2 separate regions of the Mus musculus genome follow, and region 2 is linked to region 1. A link is a loop called in an ENCODE intact Hi-C map of the cell type or tissue named here. Cell type or tissue: left cerebral cortex. All regions are shown on one strand. Links, peaks and the distances in the headings refer to the core of each region. The heading gives the core; the rest is flanking DNA. Region 1 overlaps Polr3c (polymerase (RNA) III (DNA directed) polypeptide C). Region 2 overlaps Pdzk1 (PDZ domain containing 1).

Region 1 (8,517 bases), core at 76-8,075:
CCACTTGGTACTGTCAGCACTGATCTTCTTTCCTTCTTAGCCAATCAGGGGCTATGGTTATGACATAATCAGTCACATGGAGCAGGCTGCCCAGTTTCCATTTGTCTATCAGCATCCTGGGTGGAAGAAAGGAAAGGCAACTAATATTTACTGAGCAAACTCTACACAAGCCTTTATTAATAACTGTGACAGTGATTAATAAATAAATTCAGTCCTTCAGCCTTACTCTCCTGAGTACCGAATCATAGGTATGCATTACTGTGGTTGGTGCAAAGCACTGCTTTTATTTCAGCAGCCACCACCATTTTACAGATATGAAGAGGATGGTAGTTGACTTGCTTGGTGAATTGACTCCAAAATCTATCAACCTACGTCTTCAAAGGGTCCTCAATACAGAACTACAGAATCCAAGCTATGCTGAACAAGTTACTCTATTAAAGATCTAGGCTGAGAGAGGTCAGGAATAATGGGCTGGAGGCTAGAAAGAGCAGGGAAGTTATAATTGTGAGCTGATTTCTTGGTGCACCCTGTCTGTCTCTCTGAGAGGCCAGTTAAAGTCTACATGATCCTTGGAGGATTTGCTATGTCTGTGTTAATCTTTTTTCTGCTTCAGAGGTGGTTATGGTGTCTGTCTGGGGGCCCAGGCTGTCAAGGTCAGCCCTGCTGCTCAGCATGCACTGGGGCTGTGGTCACCTGCAGCAGGATGAAGTTTTCCGAGAGCATCTTGTACAGCATGTCCTTTGCCTCCTTCGCAGGGATCATTGCAAAGTCCTCCACCTGCTTCTGCTCAAGGTGTTTCTTCTGCAATACCAGACGGAATATCCTGGCACAGCGAGACCCGAATCTGGAAAGGGACAAAGAAGCGCGTGGCATGCTTTAGCTCCTAGTCTCAGAGCGTGGAGGTACTAGTCTACGTGTGGAATCGGGACCCGAGAGGAAAACTGCATCCGTTCTGACACAGCTCCTGAGGTTGGTGATGGCACTGTTCCTCTAACTCGTTACCAGATGCCTACCTACTCCTACCTACTCCACAGTGCTTGTATTACAGAGCTTTAGGGTGGCTGGTTAATTTGCCTAACTAGGAATTAACTTTATGGGAGAGATGAGACCAAGTGTGGCAGGGGTATGCCATAAAAACCTAATGACTTGTTCAGTGGGGTGTGGATAGCAAGTGTCTGAGCCCAACCCCAGTCAAGGAGCCTCTTACCTCTCCTGGATGACAGACTCCAGAGTTGCAGTGGCTAGGGACGCTAATGCTTTATGGAGGTCTTTAGGTAGAGGATTAAGGACATCTAGTAATGTTTTAGCCTGGTCACTATTACCTTAGTTTCATGACTAAATTCCTAATTTAAAACTAAAAATTAACTGCTATTTTGCTTTCACATTTCAGGTCTGATATGTAGGGTTTGCTTAAGTGTTTTTTTTTTTTTTTTTTTCTTTTTCTTTTTAAATCTTTTCTTTTTTGAGACAGGGTCTTGCTATGTAGCCAGACTGACTTTGACCATTAAACTTTTCTGCCTCGGCCCCTAAACTGCTCTGATTATAAGGGTTTACTACCACACTGGCCTCTCCCCAGCTTCCTCCCTTTCTTAGCTCCCCGCCCACCCCACCCTCTTCCTGTCTGTGGCAATGCTGGTGATCTGGCCCAGAACCTAGAACAGTAAGTGTGGTGCTACTGAGTGGCAGCTGGAGCCTTTTTTTATTTTCATTAATGTAACTCACTGAAATTCACAGAAAACTTAATAGAAAGTTCATTTTTAAAACTTGTTTAGTATATTAAGCATTGACAAACTCTTTTCTTAAGGTGGCACATGTGTCTAACTCAGCACTTGGGAGGTAAAGGCAGGAGGATCAGGACTTTACTGCCAACTTCTAGGCTACACAGTGAGTTCAAGGCCAGGCTGGGCTACAGAGACTGTCTCAACAAAAACCCAGAACAATCTTTCCCAGGCCCTGCTTCCTAACTCAGAGGTCCTGACAGGACAGGCAGCTGAAAGGATACTGATGACAAACATTCCTCCGCCACTGTCGCCAGACTTTCCAATAAACTCTAGCTGTTAAGAAGAAAGAGAGTGAACGGTGTTAACTGCATAATTCTCTTTCCCACGGAGCACATCTGGTCAAGAGACTGAAGCAGGTAGCTTTCCTGTTGGGTGAAGGGACTTTGTCTGGGATGGCTAAGTACACAAGAAGGCTATAGGAGAGAAACTGTGATCAGACTAAGGGGGCAAGAGACTTACTGGGTCATCTGCCAGCAGCGTGAGGTACTGATCGAGAACCTGTTTAGAGATGTTATATCCGACGGGCAGGGACCTGAAGATCTGTGGGACAGAAGGAGATGCTGGAAACAGGGTCAGAACGCAGAATTGCTAAATGTAACTGAAACAAGATGTCCTAAGTTTAGATTTCAAAAACATAAAAGTATTTAAGAAATATTCATGGGCTAGAGAGATGGCTCAATAGTTAAGAGCACTGACTGCTCTTCCAGAGGTCCTGAGTTCAATTCCCAGCAACCACACGGTAGCTCCCAACCATCTATAACGGGATCCAGTGCCACCTTCTGTCTGAAGACAGCTACAGTGTACTCATATACATAAAATAAATCTTTTTTTTTTTTTTTTTTTCGAGACAGGGTTTCTCTGTATAGTCCTAGCTGTCCTGGAACTCGCTTTGTAGACCAGGCTGGCCTTGAACTCAGAAATCTGCCTGCCTCTGCCTCCTGAGTGCTGGGATTAAAGGTGTGCGTCACCATGCCGGCGTAAAATAAATAAATCTTAAAAAAATATTCAGCCAGGGCTACACAGAAAAACCCTGTCTCGAAAAACCAAAAAAAAAAAAAAAAAAAAAAAAAGAAATATTCATAGTATCATTGCTTATAAGAGTAAAGAGGCCAAGAGGGCTGCACAACTTTAATCCCAAAACTTGGGAGGCAGAGGCAGGTAGATCTCTGTATTTGGGGTCTAGTCTACATAGTGAGCTCTAAATAGCCAGTGCTACACAGTCAGACCCTGACAGAAACAGAGTAGAAGGAGAAAAAACCCAAGTGTCCAGTGATAAATAATTAATTAAACTACAACCAAGTGTAGTGGTATATGCCTGTACTTAACACCAGCTCCCCAGAGGCTAGGGAGGAAGACTGTGGGTTACTGCGTAGCTATGGCCTCCAAAGGTAAACACTCTACTCTGGAGGGAGGCTTCTAAGACTCTGGAAGCTACAACGTATAAGGCTCAAGAAGCTCATGAAATTTACAAGGGACAAGAATTCAGAAAGTTAGGCCTTTGATCACAGCACTAGGGAGACAGAGGCCAGCCTGGTCTACAGGGCAAGTTTGAGGCCAGCAGAGACCCTGTCTTTAAAACAAACAAATCAATCAACTACAAAAACTTTAGAAACAATATAAAACATAATAGCAATATTTAAGTAAGTATAATTATAAAAGCAGTAGAAATGTAATGTTGCCAGGCAGTGGTGGCACACGCCTTTAATCCTAGTACTTAGGAGGCAGAAGCAGGTGGATTTCTGAGTTCGAGGCCAGCCTGGTCTACAGAGTGAGTTCCAGGACACAGTCAGGGCTACACAGAGAAATCCTGTCAAACAAACACAAAACAAAACAAAGACAAAAAAACAAAACAAAACAACAACAAAAAAGTAATTTTTAAATGCCAAGACTTTCATCAGAATCCAAACATGTATATATTGTTTTTTTTTTTTTTGTTTTTTGTTTTTTGTTTTTTTGTTTTTTTTCGAGACAGGGTTTCTCTTTATAGCCCTGGCTGTCCTGGAACACTCACTCTGTAGACCAGGCTGGCCTCGAACTCAGAAATTCGCCTGCCTCTGCTTCCCGAGTGCTGGGATTAAAGGCGTGCGCCACCACGCCCGGCCAAACATGTATATATTGTAAGATAGCCTTTATCGGAGCTAATGCTGTTGCCCAGCTTGGCTTTGAACTCCTGAGCTCAGGCAGGCAATCCCTGAAGCCTTAGGTAGGATTTCAGGCATTTGCCAGTACACCTGGCTAGTAGATTCTTAAAATAATTAGAAATAAACTGTACTTGACAGATATTTGACTATAATAATTTTAATGGCTTAACAACATTTTTTTAAAAGATTTATTTATTTATTTGTTTTTTTGAGATAGGGTTTCTCTGTGTAGTCTTGGCTGTCCTAGAAAATGCTTTGTAGACAAGGCTGGCCTTACACTTAGAGACTTACTTCCCTTTACCTCCTGAGTGCTAGGATTAAAGGTATGTGTTACCACACCTGACTTTCTCTCTTTTACTTATTTATTTTTATGTGTATATGTGTTTTGCCTGCATGACTGTAAGTGTATCATGTATGTGCAGTGCCCAAGGAAGCCAGGAGAAAGACCCCTTTGGATTGGAGTTACAGACAGTTGTGAGCTGCCTTGTATGTGCTGAGAATTGAACCTGGGTCCTCTGGAAGTGCAGCCAGTTCCTTTAATTGCTGAGCTATCTCTTTAGTCTCCATGGCTTAGCATTTTTAAAAGCTGGATTCTAAGGTGGTCAAACATTTCAGTGCTTAACATTTCCAAGAAATCCTTGCCCCACTGCAAGCAACAAAACCCTCCTTTTCACGCAAGGCACAGGCATCAGAAATCTACAAGTCACGTCTAATAACTGCTACAATATCTACGCCTAGCAGAAAGCTAGCACAGAAATACAAAGCTAAACCAGGCGTGCACACCTCTAAGCTCAGCAGTAGTGAGTTCCAGGACAGCCAGGGGCTACACAGAAAGTTCAAAACAAAACAACTCCTCCCCCCCCCAGAAAGAACCCTGAAGCGTACCTCATTGGAGGACAGCGGCTGAGTATAGGGGGCGCTAGAGGGAGTGGTGATCTCACTCATCCGGAGCATCGTCCGCACGATCTCGCTGCTTGTCTGAAAAACAGACAATTCAGAATATACCTTCACTGCCTCTGGCCCTGGCCCTGAGCCAGTGGCTACATCTGACATCCATCTCAATGACAGACCTTGTTCCTTGCTGATCACTGGCTGACCCACTTGGATATTACCTGGTCCATTCGGTTTGCCACTGCGCTCACGATTGCTTGGTCACGGAAGTGCTGGTGGAACCTGTCGAGGTTGACTTGCCAATAAATCCCATCGTCTGGTGAGGGCTGGGGAGAGGAGGATAGAGAGGCGGTGAGATGCAGCACCCGCCATCCCCAGGGTGCTCTGCTTGTTTTGTTTATACAGTAAAGCTCCACTTGTTTTGTCACACTGTAGCAATTAAATGGGCTAGAGAAAAGCATTCAAGAGTGTGGATTAGTGTGTCCCAAGGAAGTCTAACTTCAGGTTCCACAAAGTCACCTTCTTCCTTGGTTAATTCTTCTCCATTACTCTCCAATCTCTCATTTGACACCTTCTTTCCTCTAATAGAGGCCAGAACTCATTTAACTTTGTGTAAATATCTTTACTATCCCCCACTTTCCTTCTTCCCTCTCTCCAGGAGAACGTTTGTCCTTTTACCTAAGGGCAAGGGCCATGCTGCTGTTTCAGATCATGTCGTTCCCCTGGGCCTCAGGATCCAGGCCCTTTGCTTCCTGTCCTGAGGCTGCAAGGCTCCTGTACTGCTCTGTTCATCAGCTTTTACCCTGCGCAGGTCATGACTTCTCCTTCCACCCCATGCTTCCCTGCTTCCTTTCCCTCCTGGCTATCTATGCCAGCTCTGGCTTTGCTCAGCCACCTCTCTTATGAAATTTCAGTTGTTACTGGTATTCCAGACCCACCACTGTCCTCAAGAGCCTCCTTGTGGCTAAGCTTGGAGGATACTTCCCAGGCCTGATCTTATTTGACTGTTTCAGTGACATAATAGGACATTTTCTCAATTTACCTCCTTAAGTACAGGGACTAAAGCTTTGCGACACACCAGGACTAGCTAAATATCTACTTTTCTTTGTTGTTGTTGTTGTGAGAAAGTCTCTCTACATAGCCCTGGCTGTCCTGGAATGTACTATGTAGACCTCAAATTCACAGAGATCACCTGCCTCTGCCTCCTGAGTGCTGGGGTTAAAGGTGCGCACCACCACATCCAACCAGAAAGATTTAGTTTTGAGTTTATGTATCTGTGTGATTGTGTACTTGCATCTGCACCAGTGTCATGCTTGGAGCCTGTGGATCCACAAGAGGATATAAGATCCCCTAGAATTGAAGATAGGGTGTTTAGAACTGAACTTGGGTCCTCCTAACTGCTGAATCATCTCTCTAGCCCTACAAGATTTTTTTCTTTAATTCATATTATGTATATGTGCCTGCCACATGTGCGCAGAGGCCCCGAGATGGCCAGAAGGTGGTAGCTCTCTCAGAGCTGGAATTACAGACACAGGTGTTAGGAACCACACTTTGGTCGTCTGGGGGAAGAGGAGGTACTCTTAACTGCTAAGCCATCTCTCAACGTCCTAGACATCTATTTTTATTTATTTTTTGAGATAGGATCTCTCCCTGGGCTTGAACTTAACAAGTAGGCCAAGATGGCTGGTGAGCCCCAGGACCTTCCTGTGAATTTGTGTTGGGCCTGCAGATTAAACACGTCTGATAGATCATGTTTGCATATTTTAATACAATCTTACCTTTGCTTTCTTTTTTTTAAAAAAAAAAATAGGGTCTCATGAAGCTTAGCTGGCATCAAACTTATTAAATAATCGAGGGTCACAATGAACTCTGGACCTTCCTGCCTTTACCTTCCAAGTGCTAGGATCATGGGCATTTATCACTACACATCTAGCTAAAAAGTAATTTTGGCCACTAAATAGGTAAGAATGCAAGAGGGGAGCCCCCTGAGGAGAGTTCTGGATAAGTGCTGCCGACAGATGACAGACAGTCCCGGAGGCAGGAGAGACGGCTCAGTCGTTAAAGACGTTTGCTGTGCAACCGTAAGGAGCTGAGTCTGGCTCCGAGCATTCACATCATCAGCCAGGTATGATCTCACACCTGCCTGGAACTCCAGCATTGTAAGGGGAAGGATTGTTAGGAGCTGATTGGTTTGTTGTTTTTTGGGGGCCAGGGTTTCATGTAGGCCAGGCTGGCTTTAGACTTACTTTGCAGTCAAGGATAACTTCTGATTCTCTGGTCTCTACCTTAGAGTCTTAGAATTATAGCTATGTAGTGCCATTTCTGGTTTGTTTTTTTGAGACAGGGCCTCACTATGGTTATCCTAGAACTCACTCTCTAGACCAGGCTAGCCTCCAGATCACAGAAATCTGCTACTTTCTGCCTTCCAAGTGTTGCAAAGTTAAAGGCATAGGTCATCACGCTGGGCACCATTTCTGCTTCTATTTGGTCCTGGGGAATGAAACCCAGGGATTCCTGCATGCCACAAGCAACTTACCAACTGGGCTACATCCCCAGCCAAAGGGCTCTCTCCCTCCCTCTCCCCCGACCCCCCTTTTGTTGTTGTTTTTTGAGACAAGGTTTCACTATGGAGCCTTGGCTGGTCTGGAATTCACTATGTTAGTGGTTCTCAACCTTCCTAACACTGTGACCTTTTAATACAGTCCCTTGTGTTGTGGTGACCCTCAACCATAAATTTATTTTCGTTGCAACTTCATAACTGTAATTTTGCTACTGTTATGATTCATAATGTAAGTATTTGTGTTTTCTGATGGTCTTAGGTGATCCCTGTAGGCTGTTTCACCCTAAAGGGATTGTGACCCACGGGTTGAGAACCACTGTACTATGTAGAAGCAGGCTGGCTTTGAACTCATAGAGATCCTCCTGCCTCTGCATCCCAAGTGCTGGAGTTAAAGGGATGCACCACCACACCCAGCCCTGCTTTCTCTTATGAATAAGTTAGTACGACTATTTAGTGAAATACATTAGGGCTCAGAAGGAAAATAGAGCACTCCTTCCATGAAAGTGCCCCAGACTCCCAGGGTTCTCACTGTTCCTCAGTATAAAGGGGGCAGGAGAAGTGGGCAGAGACAGCAGGAGCACTCTGTCCTCATTGGTCTGCCCCTGAGCAATGGACTGAAGTTCACAATCCTACTGCTTCTTAGCAAGGGACATTTAGGTTCTGTCTGAGCTTGTTATCTGAGGGCTATTTATGGACCGCTCGCTCTAGGGTGAGGACTGCTAATCAGGAGGCCACATTACCTCCTTGTTATCTGTGTATCTTGGTTTCTTGGCCTTGGGCTCTCCAGTAGCATCTTCATCAGATGATCTCCTCCTCTTACCTTTTCCTGCCAAATCAAATAACTGAACAATTAGACTATATATATCATATGATGGCAGGAAGCAAAGCTGGTACCCCCTCATCTCAAAGACATCTGCAGCTGCCTGTTTCAGGTGCTGTTTCGGAGGCTGAGGAGCTATAAGAAATCTGAGCCTGTGGCTTCCCTGCTTCCCGTCTGAGCCGCCTCCTTTGCTCAGGTTGGAGAGCAGATGCCCTGCAATGTCCTGTTTGCCTGGTCCTCCCCTCTCCAGCCTTCTCCCATGCTTCTCAGAGCTTTGCTCACCTTGTTGTGACTCTGACCTTTCACTTTCTCTAATGCTCTATG
Region 2 (8,517 bases), core at 361-8,360, 150 kb after region 1:
TTACACAATGGAGTACTACTCAGCTATTAAAAACAATGGATTATGAAATTATTGGGCAAATGGATGTATCTGGAGGATATCATCCTTAGTGAGGTAACCCAATCACAAAAGAAGTCATTAGATATGTACTCACTGATAAGTGGATATTAGCCCAGAAACATAGAACACCCAAGATACAATTTGCAAAACACAAGAAAATCAAGAATAGGGAAGACCAATGGGTGGATACTTCGTTCCTCCTTAGAATAGGGAACAAAATACCCATGAAAGGTGTTACAGAGACAAAGTTTGGAGCTAAGAGGAAAGGATGGACTATCTAGAGAATACCCCACCCGGGGATACATCCCATAATCAGCCATTAAACCCAGACACTATTTGCATATGCCAGAAAGATTTTGCTGAAGGGACCTTGTTATAGCTGTTTCATATGAGGCTATGCCAGTGACTGGCAAATATAGAAGTGGATGCTCACAGTCATTTATAAGATGGAACACAGGAGGCTGTTGAGATGGCTCAGTGTGTAAGAGCAGTGACTGCTCTTCCAAAGGTCCTGAGTTCAAATTCCAGCAACCACATGGTGGCTCACAAACCCCGTAATAAGTTCTGATGCCCTCTTCTGGCGCGCCTGAAGACAGCTACAGTGTTCTTTATAATAATAAATAAATCTTATTAAAAAAAAAAAGATGGAACACAGGGCCCCCAATGGAGAAGCTAGAGAAAGTACCCAAGGAGCTGAAGAGGTCTGCAACCCTATAGGTGGAACAACAATATGAACTAACCAGTACCCCCAGAGCTCCTGTCTCTAGCTACATATGTAGCAGAAGATGGCCTAGTTGGCCATCACTGGGAAGAGAGGCCCCTTGGTATTGCAAATTTTATATGCCCCCGTACAGGGGAATGCCAGGGCCAAGAAGCGGGAGTGGGTGTAGGGGAGCAGGGCAGGTGGAGGGTATAGGGAACTTTTGGGATAGCATTTAAAATATATATAAAGAAAATATCTAATAAAAATACAAAATATATATATATAAAAAGAATAAAAAACAAACGAGTTAAGCTTGGCGTTCTGTCTCTGTCACGGCCGCCATTGCTTCCTACACGGCCTTGGCTGTGAAAATGAGAGGACCAAGCATACTTACAGACAGGGGGAAGCCCGCCACGAGAGGTGCCAAGATCATTAAACAGCAGCCCTGGGAGACGGAAGCTGGGGGATGGGATTCACTTGTGCCACCGTATGGGCACCTCTCTCATTATCAGTGTGTAGAGCTGGTTCTCACAAAACTCATCACAAAAATGTTTTGTCCTTTAGTACTGAAGGGCAGGGAGAACAGGGCCTTGGGGTAGTCCCTCAAAGGTGTCTCCCAAAGGGGAGTGTAGACAGTGCGCAGTGTCCTGCCTGCCTTTGTGGGGAAAAGCTTGTAACACCATGAGACAGCTCTGGGGTCTGGTGCAGAACTGTGCACTGTTTCTGTTATGCACATGTATGTGTCTGTGCACGTTTCTACCTTCTCTGGCAGTAGGAAAGAAACTTTAGACTCTCCCCTCCTCCTGTTGAGGAGGAGCATACATGTGAGACACCCTGTGTATTAAGCCATGACATTCAGTGACGTGTAATTGCTCAGATGTATATTTTTTCCCCTTTATTTTCCAAAGGCTCGGTTCTCTCCACTTCTTTACTGCCAAAGTCAAGAACTGCCTAATGGTTCTGTCAAGGAAGGCCCAGCTCCGATCCCTGCTCCTCTGGAGGCCACAGGCTCAGAGCCCACAGAGGACGCGGAGGGTCACAAGCCCAAGCTCTGCAGGCTGCTTAAAGAGGACGATAGCTACGGCTTTCACCTGAATGCCATTCGGGGTCAGCCTGGCTCCTTTGTCAAAGAGGTATGGTGACTAGTTCTGACAGCTCAGCAAACAGCCAATTAGGATGGGATTTTTTTTTCAGTGCAAGCCACAAGTCTCCGTGACACTAACAGTGGTCACACTTGGAAGTCCGCCTCTGAGAGTGCTCCTTGCCCACTGCTGTGGATGTGCACGGTGCCTGAACCCTGTAGGGGAGAGCAATGAGACCACCCTGTAGCTTCCAAGTTGGGATCCTAAGATGGGGGCGTGATGCCTTCAGCCCAGCACATGTTCAGTGCAGTGCTTTGCCAGTGTGGCTGAGCCCAGTGGAGTTCAGGGTGTATAGGCCATAAAGGAGCGCAGTTAACAAGTGTTGAGGCTGTTCAGGAGGGAAGCTGCCCGGCACGCCTTCTTCCATGCTTGGAACCGACTCAGAACCTCTGTTCACAGGTACAGCAGGGTGGCCCTGCTGACAAGGCTGGGCTGGAGAATGAGGACGTCATCATCGAAGTGAACGGGGAGAACGTGCAAGAGGAACCCTACGACAGAGTGGTGGAGAGAATCAAGAGCAGCGGGAAGCACGTCACTCTGTTGGTCTGTGGAAAGATGGCCTACAGCTACTTCCAAGCTAAGAAAATCCCCATCGTTTCCTCCATGGCCGAGCCCCTGGTGGCTGGCCCTGATGAAAAAGGAGAGACGTCTGCGGAGTCCGAGCATGACGCCCACCCAGCAAAAGACCGAGTGAGTGGTGGCCCTGCTTCCCTGGGGTAGTCCCCAGCCAGTGCCTCATGCCTATGCTTCCCAGTGACACAGGGTGGCCAACCTGCCAGGGTTTTGTGACAAAGGAGGCATTATGAGGACAAATTTATTGTCTTCTTAGAAATGTGGCCTCACTGTGGAGCCCAGGCTGGTGTAGAACTTGCAATCCTCTTGTCTTAGCCTCCTGAGTGCCAGGCTTGTGGTGTGTCATTATTTTTTTAGCATGCAGTTGGCAGTTAGTAAGTGAAATCAGTTTATCAAAATCATGGAGACCACCGAAGAACCTGACCTGATTACGCAGGACCAGTTCCTGGCTCTGTGCTCCAGATTTCCGACTTATAAAACATGGACAATGTGTACAGTTGTTTTCAGAAGTGTTTAAACTGTGCCTGGCTCACAGTAAGTAAAAACAGAGAGAGAGGCTTAGACTCCATGTTTAGTAAGTGTCAGGAATTACAATTATTTTTGTCAGAAGAATTTTTTTCTGGTCAATTTTCTCTTCATGGATAAATTTGAGTTTCAAAAGTAAACTGACATCCAAATTCATAGAAGGAGATTTATAGGAATCAGGCCTCCTATGAAAAGTCACTATAGTTTTCTACTGTATTTAATACTGCTGATAGGTCATGCCAATTATAGTACTAATCTGGCCTTATAGAAAACTGATGGTCTATGTGTATGTTGGTATATACACAGACAATGAGAAACTTGTTTGTGTTAAACAGTAATCTGGAAGCAAGTCAAGTGAAGATTCGGATTACATCTAGAGGTGCCTGGCTCTCTGACTTAAGGCATGCCAGCTCTAGATCAGCCTTGCTCTTTCCTGCTGCAGTAAACCCTTGTCTTTTTCCTTTGCACAGACTCTCAGCACAGCCTCGCACTCTTCGTCTAACTCTGAAGACACGGAGATGTGAAGAGAACAAATGATGCTTCCTCTTGAGGGCCCAGGAACTGCCTCTCCGAGGAATGAGCCCTGCCGACCCCGTCAGACCTCCTCTGGACCATCTGTCCCCCAGACTGTCTGTTGTTGTAAGGGCTGCTACTGCAGGTTGCTTATTTAAGCTCAACTTAGCCAGAGGAGGGACCAGGTTCAGGGTCTTTCTATGTGGTATCTTCCAAAGTGCAACTTTTCACTTCTGTTGATGAGACCTCTTCCTTCTGCAGGCTTGAGCACCTGGGATGATTCACTGTCCATGTGAGCGCTGCTAATTAAAGAATCAAGCAGATGCCTGTTATAGAAGTGTGCTTTTGTAGCAATGCTGTGGCTGAGCAGCATTGCTAAGTGCTTCTGAGTTGTTTGCAACTTCCCTGTTGGCTAATAGAATCCGAATAGTGTCTTTGTTCCATACAAACATTTCATGCTTTCTCATTTGCTTCCAGAAGCCCAAAACATGCAAAATACACACTGTGGTCTTAGTAATAAAGGGAGGCTTCCAGGAAATATACTTCAGCATTTTCTTATGTTACATTTGAGTATTAAAAAAAAACCTCAACACCTTCCTTTTACTGTCGGAGGGCTTATGTTTCAGAACAGGAAAGGGCTTGTTCCAGTTAACGTCTACCTCCAGCGCTGAGGCAGAGGGAAAGCCAACCCGAGCCAGCCACTGCTGGATTAGCACGGAACATTCACTCTTCTCTAATTTAAGAGGAAATAAAGATTGGTATACCTAAAATCTATTTGGTAAAATCTATCTGTTGCCTATCACCCCTTTCTCAGAAAAGAAGAAACAACCTTTTGGTTATTTTTACGGGGTAAAGTTGGGTGAGGGGAGAGATGCATTTCACGTCAGACCACAATAGCATAACACCAAGCTGTGCTGGACAAGTGACCCCAAGGCCAGAGTGTTACAAACTGACTTTACTAGCATTTTCGAGGGAAGCCGTGTAGTCAGGATTTCCGGGGTATCCTCATGCTCTGGCCCTCTCCTCCTCACTGCACAGCCTCAGATCCATGCGGCTCCCTGCTGAATGCTGCGGGTTTTCTTCTTGTGCCTCAGTCGAAGTGACTCCAGTATCTCAGGAGGAAGTAGGCGTGTGCCTGAGGCAGAACAGAACTCGCAGCTCTGCCTGTGTAAAGAGCTGTAGGCTCTGGTCTCCCCACTGTGTCTCCTTTCCTGAAGTTGGCAGGGAGTCTGAGTTCAGGGGGCCATATGCTTCTCTGGTGCCTGTTTGTGAGCCAGATAGAGGAACAATATGCTGGAGAGGGCACTGACCAGGAAGATGACATCAAACCAACGGTGATAGAAGTTGAACTGAAGCTCCCCGAGGACCTCTGTGATTATGGTGCGGTACTCCGGGGGCATGCTCATTCGGATCAGCAGTACAGAGGACACGAAGTACATACCCTGCAAAGTCGAGCCAAGTAATTCAGAAGTTACTCTGTTTTGAGGGGCAAGCCAGTGCAAACTTTAAGTTATTTATTGGGGCTGGAAAGAGAGCACAGTAGTTAAGGCTGACTACGTTTTCATCATGGGCTTGATTCCTAGCAGCCCATGGTGGCTCACACCACCTGTACCTCTAGTCCCAGGGGTCTAACACCCTCTTCCAGCCTCTATGGCATCAGGCACACACCTGGTTTATATACATACAAGTAAGCAAAACACCGATACACATAACATTTCTTAAATTATTTGTGCACATAGGTGTATTGGCGTGCATCTTCTTCAGTGTGTGTGTAGTCAGAGGTTAATTTGCCAGGGTTGGTTCACTCCTCTACCATGTGGGTCTGGGTACTGAACACAGGTCATCAGGCCTGGAGGCTACCACCTTTAGCAGCCACAGAGCAAGCCATTGTATGGGCCCAACTTAAACCATTTAATTTTTTTTCCTGGGCTGGAGAACTGGCTCAGTAGTTACATGTGCACGTACTGTTTTTGTAGATAACCCAACTTTGGTTCCCAGAACATTCATTGGGATCAGATACCCTCTTTGAGAGTCAATGGGCAACTGGATTCACATGTATACACATAAACACATAACCCCTCTCTTTCCCCAAAGAAAACAAAAACCAAACCCCAAGCATTTCTAAGCTGTATGTAGTGGTGCATGCATGCTTGAAGTCTCAGCACTTCAGAGACAGATCAGGAGTTCAAGGCCACCCTTCTTTACATAGATTATTTGAAGCCAATATGGACCACGTAGACTTTGTTTTAACAAAAACCCTCCCCAACAAAATCACATTTTGGGCACTCAACAACTGTAGACACAAAGGCAGTCAATAAACTTACCATTATCTGCGCTAACAGCAGGACGATGACGTTGGAGGACTTGCTGCTGGAGATGGCATAAAAGAACTGTGGAGGAAGGGAGAGAGATGAGCGCAGTGGTGCAGTAGGCTCTGCTCATGACAATGTGCTGCAGCCACCCTCTTTCGTGGCACAAAAAGTACAGCAGGCTCGGGAGGCAAGGCTACAGAGAGGGCCTTCAAATACAACACAAACCAGTTTCCCCAGATAGTTGGTGGTTTCATCTGACTCAACAAGGGAACCTTGGCTGTTGAGTTTCAGAAGCTGTAACGCCCCGCCCGGCATCACCACAACACTGACCAGCAATCTGGGAGCACTCCAGGCACCTGCAGCTGTCAAGGGGTCCGAGTTCTTCCCTCCCTATCTCTTTCCTTTCAGTGTCTGGATCACAAGGGAGGACCCACTTTTCATCACCACATGACCTGGTTTATGCTGCAAAGAAAGAGCTGCATGCTCTGTCCTCCACTTCCATTGTCTTCCTCTCTGTGGTTTACAATCACTGGAACCTTGAATGTCCATCTCAGTCATTTTTTTCTTTCTTTTTTTGTTTTTTGTTTTTTCAAGACAGGGTTTTTTCTGTGTAGCCCTGGCTGTCCTGGAACTCACGCTGTAGACCAGGCTGGCCTCGAACTCAGAAATCCGCCTGCCTCTGCCTCCCAAGTGCTGGGATTAAAGGTGTGTGCCACCACACCCGGCTTCATTTTTTTCCTATGTACCTGCTGAATCCCCTGTGACAAGCTTGGTTATAGATGATCCGACAGATCAATGAACAGAATGGACCCTTCATTACCTTTGGAATGGATCTGTGGCTGGTAGATATTGTCATACGTTACCCACGACTTACAGAAAGGTCTTTTTCTTTGGTGTGTGTGTGTGTCGCCTGAGTTGTTCAGACTGTTGCTGAGGATCTAACTCAGAAGTCATGCAATTAAATAACGGCCTTTAAACTGGGTGACACGACATACCTTGGTGAGTGTGATCAGCAGTCCTCTGATGGATGTGACAATGATTATTCCAACCAGAATGAAGGAGATGTGCTGAGACCAGAACTTCACCTGCCATGAGAACAGAAGGAGAGGCTATTATACTTCCGGGCAGCGTGGGAGCTGATGTGAACTGTGGTGACTTACAAGACAGAGTCTATCAGTCCTCCTGGCTGCTTCTGAAGCAAACACCTACAGGTGGTAGATACCCATGGGAAGACTGTACTGGATCCCTAGTCAGCTGACTCAATCAAGTCTTAAGGGTCAGCCAGCCAGTGGAGAGAGGTGGGCGGAAAACACTCATCACCAGAAGCCCATAGCTGATGACATGCTCCTCCTGGAGAAGCGAGAGGACGGGGTGAGGACAGAACTGAGCAGCACCTGACTGCTCTCAGTGCTATGGAGAAAGGATCACTGACTACAGCACTGCCAGGAGTAAAGACCAAGGAAATCACAGGAAGATTGCACAAGGATTCTTGGGACTCTCACTTGAGGCACACATTGGAGTTCTCTTCTGCTGCACTGCTTGACAGGGAGAAGCAGTTTTGGGAACCTGTGCTTGCCTGTTCTCAGGCATGTGAGGCCAGGGCTGCATCAACATCTAAAAAGCTCGTTATTCTGAGAATGGCCATGGAAGAAGTACATGTGTCATGGGTGGACCAGATACATAGGAGCAGTGACAGAGTGCTCACCTCTAAAAGTGTAGCCCAGTAAAAAAAAAAAAATTATAGCCAGGCATGGTGGTGCACTCCTTTAATCCCAGTACTTGGGAGGCAGAGGCTGGTGGATTTCTGAGTTTGAGGCCAGCCTGGTTTACAAAGTGAGTTCTAGGATAGCCAGGGCTACACAGAGAAACCCTGTCTCGAAAAAACCAAAAAAAAAAAAAAAAAAAACCCAAGAAAACGTGAGATTTATCTGAGATTACCTGCCTCTGCCTCCCTAGTGCCTCACTCCCAGTGAGCCCAGCAAGCCCGGAGATATTTAAATGAGAAAAATCACACAGGCATCAATAATAAAGTTCATGGACCACTGGACGTGTGGATGACCTGAAGGATCAGATGCCACAATGGCACACGCAGAAAGAATATGTTGCTGAGTTAGCATTAAAATTGAGTCCTTTAAGGCTGGGGTGAGAGGGATTGCTGTAAAAGCAGGAAGACTTGAGCTGACACTCTAAGCACTCACATAAAGGTTGGGCATGGCCACATGCACCTGTGACACCAGCGTCGGGAGCTAGGGACAGGCAGATTCTGGGAATGTTGGCTGGTGCTGCTAAAATGTCAATTTCAGTGAGAGATCCTTATTAAAAGTTTAGGTGGAGAGAAGCTACCCACAGCTGTGTCCTTGCCTCCACCCTGAGGCCTGTGAATCTGAGGCCATCCTCAAAGGGCTAAAGCATCCTTGGCGGTGTGTCTTCAGGGCTGCAGCCCAGTTTGCTGCCTTTCAGATGGAGGACACGCTATGCTGAGATGGGGTCCAAGGGCAGTACACACCCCTCAGCTCAGCTCAGAGTAAGCTAAACAGTCCACACCGGGACAAAGAAATGTGACACCCGTCCTACTATTAACAGTTCATCAGCCTGAATGATGTCATCTGGAAATACATCATACTCTGAATACACACACTGACCTCGAGATCAGCTGTGTTTATGAAATAGGAAGAAGTGTTCTTAAAAATAAACAAACAAACTCTATTTT

What was found. Hi-C counts contacts between places; a loop is a spot of excess contacts. Peaks named below come from ENCODE experiments on the same cell type or tissue, not always from the same donor. Only the 100,000 strongest peaks of a DNase experiment are listed, where the experiment ranks them.
Region 2: it touches region 1 in a loop (2.3-fold over the local background); 2 of 42 quality-filtered maps call a loop at or near these places.

Annotation. Positions count from the first base shown.
Region 1 is chr3:96,714,427-96,722,943 of GRCm38, forward strand. It overlaps Polr3c (polymerase (RNA) III (DNA directed) polypeptide C), which reads right to left. Exons shown (of 15, transcript NM_028925.1): 5 at 8,114-8,199; 6 at 5,035-5,139; 7 at 4,808-4,900; 8 at 2,241-2,321; 9 at 2,003-2,054; 10 at 1,208-1,268; 11 at 694-844. Among named protein-coding and RNA genes, the nearest start is that of Gm22581, 5.7 kb to the right of the region's middle. In left cerebral cortex, for the core only: a CTCF peak has its summit at 4,824; a DNase peak (open chromatin) is centred at 4,854; H3K27ac peaks cover 196 bases.
Region 2 is chr3:96,866,658-96,875,174 of GRCm38, forward strand. It overlaps Pdzk1 (PDZ domain containing 1), which reads left to right. Exons shown (of 9, transcript NM_021517.3): 7 at 1,651-1,875; 8 at 2,284-2,574; 9 at 3,453-4,269. The coding sequence ends at 3,506. It overlaps Gpr89 (G protein-coupled receptor 89), which reads right to left. Exons shown (of 14, transcript NM_026229.4): 12 at 6,803-6,892; 13 at 5,820-5,885; 14 at 4,409-4,937. The coding sequence ends at 4,731. Among named protein-coding and RNA genes, the nearest start is that of Gpr89, 34 kb to the right of the region's middle. In left cerebral cortex, for the core only: no CTCF peak of the experiment used is centred there; DNase peaks (open chromatin) are centred at 3,762 and 4,611; H3K27ac peaks cover 984 bases.